Linked DNA regions of Homo sapiens: region 2 is linked to region 1. A link is an interaction called in ENCODE POLR2A ChIA-PET data of the cell type or tissue named here. Cell type or tissue: A673. All regions are shown on one strand. Each heading gives the region's core, and the rest is flanking DNA. Links, peaks and the distances in the headings are about the cores only. Region 1 has its middle 9.8 kb from the start of ITPRIPL1. Region 2 overlaps STARD7 (StAR related lipid transfer domain containing 7).

What was found. ChIA-PET counts read pairs that join two places held together with the same protein. Peaks named below come from ENCODE experiments on the same cell type or tissue, not always from the same donor. Only the 100,000 strongest peaks of a DNase experiment are listed, where the experiment ranks them.
Region 2: POLR2A ChIA-PET joins it to region 1 with 6 read pairs; 4 of 35 experiments call an interaction of 5 or more read pairs at or near these places.

Annotation. Positions count from the first base shown.
Region 1 is chr2:96,311,588-96,319,511 of GRCh38, forward strand. No RefSeq gene overlaps it. Among named protein-coding and RNA genes, the nearest start is that of ITPRIPL1, 9.8 kb to the right of the region's middle. RefSeq lists an enhancer at 4,441-4,490. In A673, for the core only: no CTCF peak of the experiment used is centred there; a DNase peak (open chromatin) is centred at 3,934.
Region 2 is chr2:96,181,475-96,187,436 of GRCh38, forward strand. It overlaps STARD7 (StAR related lipid transfer domain containing 7), which reads right to left. Exons shown (of 8, transcript NM_020151.4): 7 at 5,743-5,827; 8 at 3,385-5,440. The coding sequence ends at 5,256. Among named protein-coding and RNA genes, the nearest start is that of STARD7-AS1, 24 kb to the right of the region's middle. In A673, for the core only: no CTCF peak of the experiment used is centred there; no DNase peak of the experiment used is centred there.

The DNA.
Region 1 (7,924 bases), core at 1,506-5,505:
GGCACCCTGGCAGTTACAGACCCCAGGGATGGCATTAGTTACCAAGATGGGCTCAGAGCAAGGGGCTTTAGCTTCGTTTTAGTCCATGTGCTGTCTCTCTCCAAAGATGACCTTCTGAATTCACTACTCCCCAGCCCCAGGCCTGCACAGGTTACCCAGACTTCTGCCTGTGTCCTGCATTTCTGTATCTAAAGACCTGTCACTTCATTTAATTACGTCTCAAATATTTGTATGTGCTCTGTGAGCACTTTTAGGGACTCAGAGAAAGACAAGGCATAGAAAAGACCCTTGAGAAGTTAAAGTCTCACAGGAGAAGTAAAACTACAAATATGGTGGTGCACACCTGTGAGGCGGAGGCAGGAGGATTGCTTGAGCCCAGGAGTTCCAGGCTATAGTGCGGTATGATCATGCCTCTGAGTAGCCACTGCGCTCCAGCCTGGGCAACGTTAACAAGAACTACATCTCTGAAAAAGAAAAAAAGAAAAAGAAAAAGAAAAAGCAGAATGCAGTCATCTGCATTCTGTGGGAAATCACTTCTGACTTAGGAGAGCCTGTGAGGCTTTATAGCTGTAATGCAAAGGGTGGCTAAGGATTTCCGTAGAGGCAGGAGGTGGGGGATTTCAAAGGGACAGAGAAAAAGAAGAAGCATGAAGGCGGGAAGACAGAGGTGTATCTTGGGTACTGTTAAGAGCTCCATTAAGCTGACTGCAGGGCAAATGTAAAGAATGAAACAATGTGATGACAGAGAGAGAGAGAATCTGTAATCTCTCTGTTAAAAAAAATGCCATTGTGAAGAGTTTTTCCTTTATTTAGGAGACAACGGGAAGCCATAGCATGTTTCTTGTCTGGGGAGTTTTATTTGTTTTTAACATCTTCATAGCATGTATTTGATTAGACAGAAGAACACTTAGATTAAGCAAAAATTTAGTGTACATGTGACAAGCATTTGTAAAGTTCCACTTTAGCATACATTAACTCATTGAATCCCCATGCAGCCCTGTGAAATATATTGATGTCCCCCATTTTACCAATGAAGAACTCAAGGCCCCAAGAAGGTATTTGACTTGTCTGGCCTCATCTGCTGCAAAGCCAGGCCTTCTGTTTTCACCCCCTATGCACGGGGGTGTCCTCACAGAGCTGAGCTTCAGAAAGGTTATTCTCACAGTGCTGGGTGTGGAGTCCTAATTAAGGAAAAGGAGTCAGGCTGGCGGGACCAAAGGAAAGCAAAAAGAGAAAACAGATAAGCCATGAGTCTGCCACTGCACCCGGCCTATCTGGTGTGTTTCTAAACAGGCTTGTTCCCTTCCAGGTCTTCACTTTAGGAGGCAATGGTCTTTTTTAACCAAGAGGCAGTTTCATGAGGTGGTTAAAAGTATAGACTCTTCTGGTAGACCATCTGGGTTCAAATCCCAGCTTCACCCCTTACTACCTGTGTGATCTTAGGCCTATTTTTAGCTACTCTGGGCCTAACAGGGATAGTTTTACCTACGCCATAGGGTTGTCTGGCACCTAGAACCATGCCAGGAAATAGCAAGTGTAAGGTTTTATCCAACAGCGCTGTTTCCTAAAAACATTTCTAAACACTCTGTGTTTGGAGGCAATTTTATGACTCACAAAGGAAAACTGCCCCATTCTTGGTCATATCTATCCTTTCTTATCCCAAATGATCTTACCCAACCTGATGGCCCTTCCACCCAGTAAACTTGGTTCTGAATGACTGCTGACTGTTTCCCAAACTCCAGGCCTCATGCAGAGATAACAGGTTGCCAGCACTGGGTATATTCAATAACATGACTAGGTTGGGTGGCTGTTCCCAGAATGCTGTCAGCTGGCCTCAAGTGATCCACCTGCCTTGGCTCCCAAAGTGCTGGGATTATAGGTGTGAGCCACCATGCCCAGCCACCACCAACTTTTTAATAAGCCAGTAAGGCTGGGCATAGTGGCTCATTCCTCTAATTTCAGAACTTTGGGAGGCTGAGGCAGGAGGATTGCTTGAGCCCAGAAATTTGAGACCAGCCTGGGCAACATAGTGAGACCCTGCCTCTAAAAAACAGTTTTAAAAAAATAAGCCAACAGACGTGGATACAGTGCCCTCCATGCACTGGTGACTGTGCCTATTGTGAAGAGGGTCACCAAGCATAAGCTCTTCTTGGAGGCAGACAGAGGCAACTGAGGGCAGGTTTAGTGAAAGCCTCAAGTGCGAATTCCTGCCAGAGCCCAACACAGGATGGGCAATCTTTGAGCTGATGGTGTTATCCTCAGTTCTCCATGCATTGTGCCTGGCACCCCACAGTTGCCTCTCATAATAGACATCTGCACTCTTCAGACAGATGACAAGTTGCCCGCCCTTCCAACAGCAGCACAGTCTAGTGGCATTGCTTCTGGCCTTAGCCAGTGCTGCAGCATTGGGGCAATAAATATTTTGTTGCATTTCACCCTGATTATTAAATGGGTGGGATTCTTTTTGAGATGGGATCTGGCTCTGTTGTCCAGGCTGGAGTGCAGCAGTGCAATCATAGCTCACTGTAACTTCAAACTCCTGGGCTCCAGTGATCTTCCCACCTCAGCCTCCACAGCCTGTAGCTGAGACTACAGGCACATGTCACCATGCCAGGTTAATTTGTTGGTTTGTTTTTGTTTGTTTGTTTGTAGAGATAGGGTCTTGCTTTGCTGTCCAGGCTAGTCTTGAACTGCTGGCTTCAAGCGATCCTCCCACCTTGGCCTCCCAAAGCACTGGGATTACAGGCCTGAGCCACCATGCCTGGCCTGAATGGGTACTTTTAAAAACGAAAACTGATGATATTAGTGAAAAAGCAAAGGTTTTATAATTTACTACGGTTGGAAGTCAATAAGCAGGCCAAAAGTAACAAACCTTTGCCACACTAGTTGGGGCTCATTGGACTTAAGCCAATCCCTAATGTATTCGGTTGGAGAGTAAAATGAGAGTATGAACAAATGATTTGGAAATGTCATTGAAGAAAATATCTAAAAGGCAAGATGTAATTAGATATTTTATATATATTTTGTCTCAGGACAAAAGAAACTTAAGGGATCCCTTCTCCTTTATAGTGTTTAAGTTCTTTTTTTTTTTTTTTTTTTGACAGAGTCTGGCTGTGGTACCCAGGCTGGAGTGTAGTGGCACAATCTTGGCTCACTGCAATCTCTGCCTCCTGGGTTCAAGTGATTCTCCTGCCTCAGCCTCCCAAGTAGCTGGGATTACAGGCATGGGCCACCATGACCATGCCCAGCTGATTTTTGTATTTTTAGTAGAGACGAGGTTTCACCATGTTGGCCAGGCTGGTCTCAAACTCCTGACTTTCAAGCGATCTGCCCACCTTGGCCTCCCAAAGTGCTGGGATTACAGGTGTGAGCCACCATGCCCGGCTGTGTTTAAGTTCTTATTCAACTAATACATGTCACTTTTTGTACATGTTCAGGAGTGTGATGTAGTCAGAACTGCCTTAATTTCTTTGACCAACTCGAATGATTATATAATTATTGGCATTGGTTGAGTTTATTATGTGCCAGGCATTTAACCTATTTTATTCTTCAGCACCGTCTGAGGTCAGTGTTGGGAAAGGCAATCTGCATGGTCCAGAGCATGCCTGCATGTTCTTGCTGGGTGTGCCAGGAATGCAAGGCCCTGGCCACACTTTCCTAGGCCCTTTCCCAGAGCTGTATGTGTAGTGGGCAACCTTGAGGGATAAGGTAATGTCTTCCATCAGGACAAAGAGAAGAATGGCCATGAAATAGGTAGTTTCCCTGAAATCAGAATTCCTTGTCTGCAATGCAAACCGTACCATGCATAGCATCCACCTGGGCCTCTCCATGTTGCCCCTGTGGGACTTGAGAGAGCAAGGAGAATTGACACAAACAGGATGCTAGTGCTGATTGTTGTGCCATGAGTCATAAATTATTCTGTCTCTGACCCAGGAGTCTTGTGTCTTCTGCCAGCATCCATGAAACAGCAACAGTAACTATCTTTTAAGTAGGGTAAAATTCCAGACTTTTGACAGTTTGGATGGAAAGGATTTAATGTTGTCATAACTATGGGGCAGCAAGCCTTGCAGCCACAGCCAAAAGGCAACATGATTGTGGGTGCTGAGTCACTGGGTCCCTAAAACTGAGACAAATGGCATCAGCAATGAGGATATAGAGCTTCCAGTGGACCGAAAGCACTGGAGCGTGCAAAATCTTGTTTATTGGAACAGAGCTGCTCTCTCCCTTTGTGCGACTGATTCTTTGGACCCCTCCCCAACCTCAGCTATGTTAAGGAAAAAGCTGAGTATGTTGGGGAACTTCACGGAAGGGGCTTTGTTACAGGAACCCAAGTCACCATCCTCCCCGGTCCTGTGGCAGGAAGCGGTGCTAGGCGCAGCTGGAGTGGTTTTAGAGCAGCCTGAAATAAAAGACACTCAGTCCCTCAGGGCCAGAATCAGAGGAGGCTGTGGCCAGAAAAATCCCAGCTACTGGATGAGCCTGAGGACAAAGCCTAGGCAGGCAAACACAGCCAGAAACTAAAGGGCATCACAAACAGGAAATCTGACGCTGGCAACATAAAGGGGTCACCACCTCAGTAGAAGCAGGGACCAGAGCCCTTCAAGAGTGAATAGATGGACACACAGACCCTCCACCCCCTCCTCATCCACATGGAGGGAACTCCACTCCCTCTACAACTCAGGGCCCCAAATTCTACATGGTTTCTGTGGAAGCAAGTCCTCATGGATCTAGTTTTAGTCCCTGGAGAGCTGGTCTCTTGGCCCCTGGATAAGGTGAAAACCTGGTAGGCACTAGAAAAGACTGCCCTTCCCTTGTTCCCCGCTATTTGTCCTTCCCATTCCCACTTAGTTCCTTTGTCTTTTCTCCATTCTACATGCTCTGTCTCAACGTGGGACTAAAATATATATTGTTATTAGTTACAGGGTTATTGATTAAGTTTTGGTTTCTAAACTTGCTCTTAAAATGCAGTTGCATTGAACATTTGATTTGCCTTTCTTTATTATTATTATTAAGACAAAGTCTCACTCTAACCCCAGCTGGAGTGCAGTGATGCGATCATAGCTCATTGCAACCTCCAACTTCAACTCCCGGGCTCAGGTGAGCCTCCTGCCTCAGCCTCCCAAGTGGCTAGGACCACAGGCACTCGCCACCATGTCCAGTTAATTTTTTAATTTTTATTTTTGTAGAGATGTCAGGGAGGGGGGTCTGGCTATGTTGCCCAGGCTGGTCTCGAACTCCTGGGCTCAAACTATCCTCTGGCCTCAGCTTCCCAAAGTGATGGGATTGCAGGTGCAAGCCACCCTTCTGACTTGTCTTCCTTCAGAAAACACTGAATTGCTTGGTACTATCTGGGTCTCCAGTACTTTATCTATAAATAGGGATAATGTTGAAAAGATCAAATTAGTTAATACACATAAAACACCTACAATGGTGACTGCTGTTGTTGCCCTTCATTGAGGTGTGATCTGTGATGTAGTCTCCCCATCCTAGAACATCCCCAGCCCATGTCATAAACAGATGGGCAACATCCCATGGGAAAGCCAAGGAGATAGGCAGCAATACCAATGCAGCAAAGAGATAGGGAAAGAAAGCAAACAGCAGGGTGCCTACCACCCAAGGACCTCATGAAACTCCTGGGGGCCCTCCCCAGTTGCTTCTCTCTCTCATCTCCCTCTACCAGGGGCAACCACTTTCTTAACTTTTATGTTAGTCATTCTCATGCTTTATGATTTTGCTATGTATGTATGAAATCTGAACAACAGACCAGCCTAGCCAACATGGTGAAACTCCAGCTCTACCAAAAAAACACAAAAATTAGCTGGGCATGGTGGCACGCGCCTGTAATCCCAGCTACTTGGGAGGCTGAGGCACAAGAATCGCTTGAACCCAGAGTCAGAGGTTGCAGTGAGCCGAGATGGCACCACTACACTCCACCCTGGGTGACAGAGTAAGACTCTGTCTCAAAAAAAGAAAAAAAGAAATCTGAACAATATATTGCTCAGTTTTGAAAAAGTTAGTAGCAAGCACAAACTCAGCATTTTTTGTGCTTGCTATGTGGGGCTATATGGCCCCATTAGATGGAGGCCCAGGAGAGGAGATGACACAGAGTTCTGCCCTGGAAGCTGGCCTCAGCATCCCTGAGAGCCTATGGGGGTCACTCCAGCTGTGAGAAGGCAAAGCCACAAAGCAGTTCCCGGAAGCACAAAGGTCAAGGCAGTCTGGCATTGGCAGCATTGCGGTATAGACCAGGACAGTTTTTTGAGAAGAGCACAAGGAAGATACTTGCTTCTGTTTGAGACCGAGTTTGGCTCTTGTCACCCAGACTGGAGTGCAGTGGTGTGATCTTGGCTCACTGAAACCTCCGCCTTCCAGGTTCAAATGATTCTCCTGCCTCAGCCTCCTGAGTAGCTGAAATTACAGGCACCCACCACCACACCCGACTAATTTTCATATTTTTAGTAGAGACAGGGTTTCGCCATGTTGGCCAGGCTGATCTTGAACTCCTGACCTCAGGTGATCCGCCCACCTCGGCCTCCCAAAGTGCTGGGGATTACAGGCATGAGCCACCGTGCCTGGCTAGATATTTGTTTTTAAACCTGGCATGGCCCAAATTGTCTTTATTCTACTCTCACACGTGTTTGATACTTTGGCTGAGTATAAAATTCTGGACTGGATACCATTTTCCTTCAAAATTGTAAAGGCATTTCTCTTTCATCTTTTTTTTTTTTTTTTTTTTTTTTTTTTGAGATGTTGTTTTGCTCTTGTTGCCCAGGCTGGAGTGCATGGTATGATCTCGGCTCATTGCAACCTCTGCCTCCCGGGTTCAAGCAAGTATCCTGCCTCAGCCTCCCAAGTAGCTGGGATTACAAGCATGCATCCCCACACCTAGCTAATTTTGAACTTTTGGTAGAGACAGGATTTCACCATGTTGGCCAGCCTGGTCTCAAACTCCTGGCCTCAGGTGATCCACGAGCCTTGGCCTCCCAAAGTGCTGGGATTACAACCATTTTGCTTTCATCTTATTCTAGTGCTGTATTTAAAAATCTGGGTTGGCAGGGCACTGTGGCTCACACCTGTAATCCCACCACTTTGGGAGGCCAAGGCCGGCGAATCACTTGAGCTCAGGAGTTCAAGACCAGCCTGGCCAAGATGGTGAAACCCTATCTCTACTAAAAATACAAAAATTAGCCCGGCGTGGTGGTGCGCGCCTGTAATCCCAGCAGGTTGTAGTGAGCCAAGATCATGCCACTGCACTCCAGCCTAGGCTGGACCTGTTTGAGACCCTGTCTCAAACAAACAAAAAAAAAAAGAGAGAGAGAGAGAAAGAAATCTGACACCATTTGTCCTGATCCTGTGTATGTGATCTGTGTTTTTTTTGTCTCCAGAAACTTGTGGAATCCTGTTTGACCTGAGTGCTCTAACATTTCATAATGAAGGGACTAAGTATGAGTTTACTCTCATCCATGGGCTGGGCACTTAGTTTCAATCTGGAAATGTCTTCCCTTTATAGGATGCTTGCTTTATTATTTCTTTGACAAGATTTCTTCCTCTCCATTTCCCATGTTCCTTCTGGGGCCACTAATCATCGAATGTTAGACCTACTGGGTTGGTCCTTGGCAATTTTCTTGACTCCAGCTCTTTACATTTTTACTCTAATTTTGGGAGACTTCCTCAATTTTAACTTTCAGTTTCTGTATGGAGTTTTTCATATTTATTATCAAGTTTTTAATTTCCAAGAACTCTTTCCAGACTCTCATTGTATCGGGTCCAAATACATCTTTCACAGTTATAAAACATTCAAATAAATATTTGTTGGGACGGAGCATGGTGGCCCACACCTGTAATCCTAGCACTTTGAGAGACTGAGGCAGGAGGATTGCTTGAGCCTAGGAGTTTGAGACCAGCCTGGGCAATATGGCAAAAC
Region 2 (5,962 bases), core at 1-4,000, 130 kb before region 1:
AAAAAAAAAAAAGTGGCCAAAGAGACAAATGCAACACACGATAATTAATCTTGGGTTGGGGAGGCTATAAAAGTCATTTTGGAAATTTTAATATGAACTGCATTATTAGATATTGTGGCATTGTTATTTATCTTGTGTGCTCATGGTATTGTGGCTACACAGAACACCTGTATTATAAAAAGCATGCTCAACTGTTTAGGGGTGAAATACCATGATGTTTGCATCCTACTTTCAAATGATCATGACACTGTGTATATAGAAAGAGAAAGCACACACAGCAGATGTTAAACACCAGCAAAGGGAAGGGTATACAACGTAGTTTCTTCGTCTTTTTCTATATATATATACATTTTTTAAAATGAAAACCTCATACTAACACTCAACCCACGGTCACCACGCTGTGATAGCTAAGCCCACGCTAGCTATTAAAGCATCACTACTTTCCTATTATTTGGTTCTCCTGTTCATAGAACACTCAGTGCTGCTGTCTCACAACATGTCTACACAAACCACACAACAAAAACTGCAAGGCCTATAGAGAAATGGGTTTAGGTGTGCAATACTCAAATCTTTGTGACACATAAAAAGGTACCAGTTTCAAATATGTCAATGGTTAAGAAATAAAGCAGTCTACCTTGACCTGCAATTTGCAGGCAGAAACACACTGGACAGCCCACCCAGCTCCCACGCGTACCACCCTGCATGAAGAGGAAGAGAACAAAAGATAAGACAAAGTGAGAGAAAACATAGAGAAAAAGAAGAAAGATTGGGCTGGGCGCAGTGGCTCACGCCTGTAATCCCAGCACTTTGGGAGGCCAAGATGGGCAGATCACGAGGTCAGGAGATCAAGACCATCCTGGCTAACACGGTGAAACCCCAACTCTACTAAAAATACAAAAAATTAGCCAAGCGTGGTGGCAGGCACCTGTAGTCCCAGCTACTTGGGAGGCTGAGGCAGGAGAATGGCGTGAACCCGGGAGGTGGAGCTTGCAGTGAGCTGAGATTGCGACACTGCACTCCAGCCTGGGCAACAGAGCAAGACACTCCATCTAAAAAAAAAAAAAAAAGAGCTATAAAATTTGCCGGGCACGGTGGCTCACACCTGTAATCCCAGCACTTTGGGAGGCCAAGGCAGGTGTATCACCTGAGGTTGGGAGTTCAAGACCAGCCTGACCAACATGGAGAAACCCCGTCTCTACTAAAAACACAAAATTAGCCAGGGTGGTGGCGCATGCCTGTAATCCCAGCTACTCAGGGGTCTGAGGCAGGAGAATCGCTTGAACCCGGGAGGCGGAGGTTGTGGTGAGCCGAGATTGTGCCATTGCACTTCAGCTTGGGCAACAACAGCAAAACTCTGTCTCAAAAAAAAAAAAAAAAAAAGCTATAAAATTTTAGCCGGGCACAGTGGCTCATGCCTGTAATCCCAGCACTTTGGGAGGCTCAGGCGGGCGGATCACGAGGTCAGGAGTTTGAGACTGGCCAACATAGTAAAAACCCACCTCTACTAAAAATACAAAAAATTGGCAGGGCGTGGTGGCAGGCACCTGTAATCCAAACTACTTGGGAGGCTGAGGCAGAATAGCTTGAACCCAGGAGGCAGAGGTTGCAGTGAGCTGAAATCGAGCCACTGTACTCCAGCCCGGTCAACAGTCCGAGACTCTGTCTCGGGAAAAAAAAAAAAAAAAAGCTTTAAAATTTTATCACCAGTGTAGTTTTGTGTATCTAACACCACAGTTGACTGTGGTGGTAGACCAGCATCGCAAGGGATCCCTGGTGTTGCTCTGGTTTGTTGTTTGGTTTTTCGAGTTTCGCTCGTTGCCCAGGCTGGAGTGCAATGGTGTGATCTTGGCTCACTGAAACCTCTGCCTCCCGGGTTCAAGCAAATCTCTCGCCTCAGCCTCCTGAGTAGCTGGGATTACAGGTACCCACCACTGTGTCCAGCTAATTTTTTTGTATTTTTAGTAGAGACGGGGTTTCACCATATTGCCCTGGTTGGTCTCAACCTCCTGACCTCGGGCGATCCGCCTGCCTCGGCTTCCCAAAGTGTCAGGATTACAGGTGTGAGCCACCCTGCCTGGTCTATGTGGTTTTTTTTTTTTCTTTAAGACAGAGTCTTGCTCTGTCACCTGGGCTGGAGTGCAGTGTCGTGATCTTGGCTCACCGCAACCTCTGCCTCCTGGGTTCAAGTGATTCTCCTGCCTCAGCCTCCTAAGTAGCTGGGATTACAGGCATGCACAACCACACCCAGCTAATTTTGTATTTTTAGAAGAGACGGGGTTTCTCTATGTTGGTCAGGCTGGTCTTGAACTCCCGATCTCAGGTGATCCACCAGCCTCGGCCCCCGAAAGTTACAGGCATGAGTCACTGCGCCCGGCCATTTCTAAATCAATCTTCCATTTCTAAAATTTTGTCACTTAAAAATGTTATAGGCCGGGCACGGTGGCTCACGCCTGTAATCCCAACACTTTGGGAGGCCAAGGTGGGTGGATCACTTAAGGCCAGGAGTTCGAGACCAGCCTGGCTAACATGGTGAAAGCCCATCTCTACTAAAAATACAAAAATTAGCCAGGTTTGGTGGCACACACCTGTAGTCCCAGATACTAGGGAGGCTGAGACAGGAGAATTGCTCGAACCCGGGAGGTAGAGGTTGCAGTGAGCCGAGGTCTCGTCACTGGACTCCAGCCTAGGCGAGAGTGAGACTCCGTCTCAAAAAAAAAAAAATTAGAGAGGTAAAACACAAATGAGGTTGAAAGAGAATAAAGAGCAGAGTGTGAGGCAGAGCCAGGATGGCCGATGGAAGGGCTGCGGCTTGCAAGCATGAGATGGGGCGTGCGGTTCTCTGGAATCAGATGGTACACCACACAGGGACGTGTGCCTTGTGTGTTCCTATGCAGCTCAGTTCAACTGGGTGTGCTTTTGTGTTCACCTAGTGCTTCCCACAGGCAAAATTACACATAAACTCATGTTATGCTCAGAGCATGCCAGCAGGACTGCCCCTCCGCCAAGAGCGCTGACTTGACCCTCTCCTCAACCTCAACCCTAGACCTCAGGCCTGCTTCTGTCCCTCCTGATTTCTACCGTCTGCTAAGCTCTAGCACTGCTCCCTCCAAAGTGATCTTTTTTTAAAGGGAAAGGATATGGGTCAGTATATCAAGCTAGGGAAGTGGACATAGGTGGTTTATTTTCAGTTGCCAAGCAGGTCACTTGGAAAGGGCTCGTGGTCTAGGCAAACTGTGTCAGCCACTATCTACCAAGAATGAACAAGCCCTGCCACTTCCACCTCCCAACTCTCAGAGTAAAATTCTTTTCAACTTTGTGATCAGAAAGAAATGGTAAGTCCAATATGCAAGATTTTTCCACCACCATTTGTCCAAAGACAAACACTTTTTTTTGTACCAATCTTTATGTATTTATTCACACATTTGATAAAAATGTCACAGTTAGGAGTGAAATCATTACAATGACATGAGTAACTGTACAGACAGACCCCAAGTGCAGAATCAAATTGCCCTAAGTCAGAACATGGAGCAACCGCAACTCCTTCGCACTTGTGCATGTGTGTGCGCTCGCAGACGCACACACACACACACATATTCTCTCTCTCTCTTATGCACACATCCATCCACATCCCAACAATTGCAGGTGCTAAGTTTGGACATAACCCAGGGACTCTTCCCTGACTTCTGTCAGGTCCTGGAAAGAAGAAGTAATAAATGAAAAGCAGCTGGGACTGCTCGATGCATCTCTCCTCTTCCAACAATGACGCGGAGAAGGCAAGACATACACTGGGGCAGCTACTTCCTTGGCACAAAAATGAACAGGCAACAAGAAGGTCAAGGAAGTGTTTAAGTTAGTCTCAGGTTTAAACCACTTTTCAACACCACAAAACAGTAGCAAGCAGGAAAACAAAAACAAAAACAAAAACAAAAACTCTGGCCCTCAAGACTCCAGAAAAAAGGGAAGGAGGAGGATTTAAAACTTGATCCCTATTATTCTAACAAATTGCAGCATGACCATAAGCAAAACCAGCTCGGTCAAACTGACAGCATCAGATTGTGACCTTATCTGAACAGTGTAGTTCACTTTTATTTTGGCTCTGAAGAGAGGAAGAAAAACTTTTTAGAGGAACTTAATGGTAACATAAACCAAATCTCCACTGTATTAGTATTTGAGACAAGATTACATCTATGCATTCACACAGCTTGTCTGTAGATCTGAGAGCTCCAAGGGAGTGGCCCAGCCCCCATTCCTCTGACTTTAGCCTTCTGAAAAGAACAAGTCAAACCTGAAATATGAAAAATAATACCTGAATCAAAATGGTGTTTTCTATACAATCGGACTAGGGTAGAATCCTGCTCAATTCCTCAACTCCTATTTGACACAAAAGTTAAAAAATTTTTAAACTAAATTTAAATGTGATGTTTTGAGCATCAAAAAGCTACTATCTAAAAGGATTAGTCTCCCAGTGTTCTTGGTAAATGGGGAAGGTTAGGAAGGAGGCAATGATCCAATGAATATAGAAGAACTGGCCGATTCACAGGAAACTTGCTTTGGATAAGGTGAGTCAATGGGTGATATTGTGCAGGCAGGGAGGGAAATTTCTTTGTACAAATTCATGTCCCTGGCCAGGCATGGCCCAGGAGTTCAAGACCAGCCTGGGAAACAGAGTGAAACTCCATCTCTACTTAAAAAAAAAAAAAATTAATAATAACTTCATGTCTCTAGAGATAAAAGCAAGGTGCGGACAAGGCACTTAACATAGCCAAGTATCGTTCACACCCATTCACATCATGATTGTTACCAAGAGCACTCCCAGTAGCCCCTCATTTGAGAGACTCAACTGGCCAACTATACTTTCCAGGTGGACCTGGAGAACTGAAGGAAATCCAAAGCGCTGCACAATCGATGGTGGGATTTGGAATGTCAGCAGAGGAAACTACTCAGAGAAGCAAATGGAGGTCATCCCCTTCTGGCCTGAGGTGAGAGGTTTGTTCCAGATTAGCTCAGTGAGATACCGAATTTCAAAACAGTTGGCCTGAGAATATGACAACACTCCCACAAATGTAGCCTTCTTCTGTTTTGATAAGAGCAATAAGGGCTCTGAATGAAATGGGACATCAGTTATTGAATTATCTTGCACTGGAAGTTACAGCAGATGCCTTCTAATACATGTGGCATGTCCCCCTTCTACAGCAGAGTGATAACGGACTGAGACAGGGCTAGAAGCACCTTGTCCCTTCTTATCCCAAAGCCTGTCAAGCATACTCAATCCGAGCAGGGCCACAGCTGCCCTCGTTCTTTCGCTCAGAGGACTGGCTGGTGGCCTTGGCTTCACTACTCATTTCCAGAGGCTTAGCTGAGATGTAGTCCTTTACTTTAATCTCCATATTCTTGGCTTTCAGAGTGGCCATGTGCAGCTTCTCCAGGAAATCTGGCATGCCTGTCAGGAGACGAGAATCAGGTTAAGCTGACATACAAACCAACAGTAGGCTCAAAATGAGAAGACCCTATTTCTTTGATGGTAGGGAACTAGTTCTTCCTTATAAAGATCACAACCTGACTAGCCTGTGAATAAGAGCTGCCTCCCGGAATGTGTTCCCAAAGCATGGGTTGTGAAAACTCTGTCTCAGAAAAAAAAAAAAAAGAAGAACCAGAAGAGACGTTTTATTTCCCCATTAGGAAATAGAGAAAAACAAAATGCTCAACCCAGGTTCCAGGCCCTGTATACTTGCCCTTACTTACCACTGGAAACCATCCAACTAACACAGTAGCGAGGAAACACCGTTTGGGGATTGTCACTGTATGTTAGTAAGTAGTCAAAGCCATTCTGGAAAAGAAAAACAGCAAAAATGAAGATCCCTGAATCACCAACCACAACCTCCATATCCAGTACCATAGAATAACTATGATCTGATTCTGGAGCAGGGAGTGTCATTTCTTTTTTCACCCTGTGCAGAAAAGA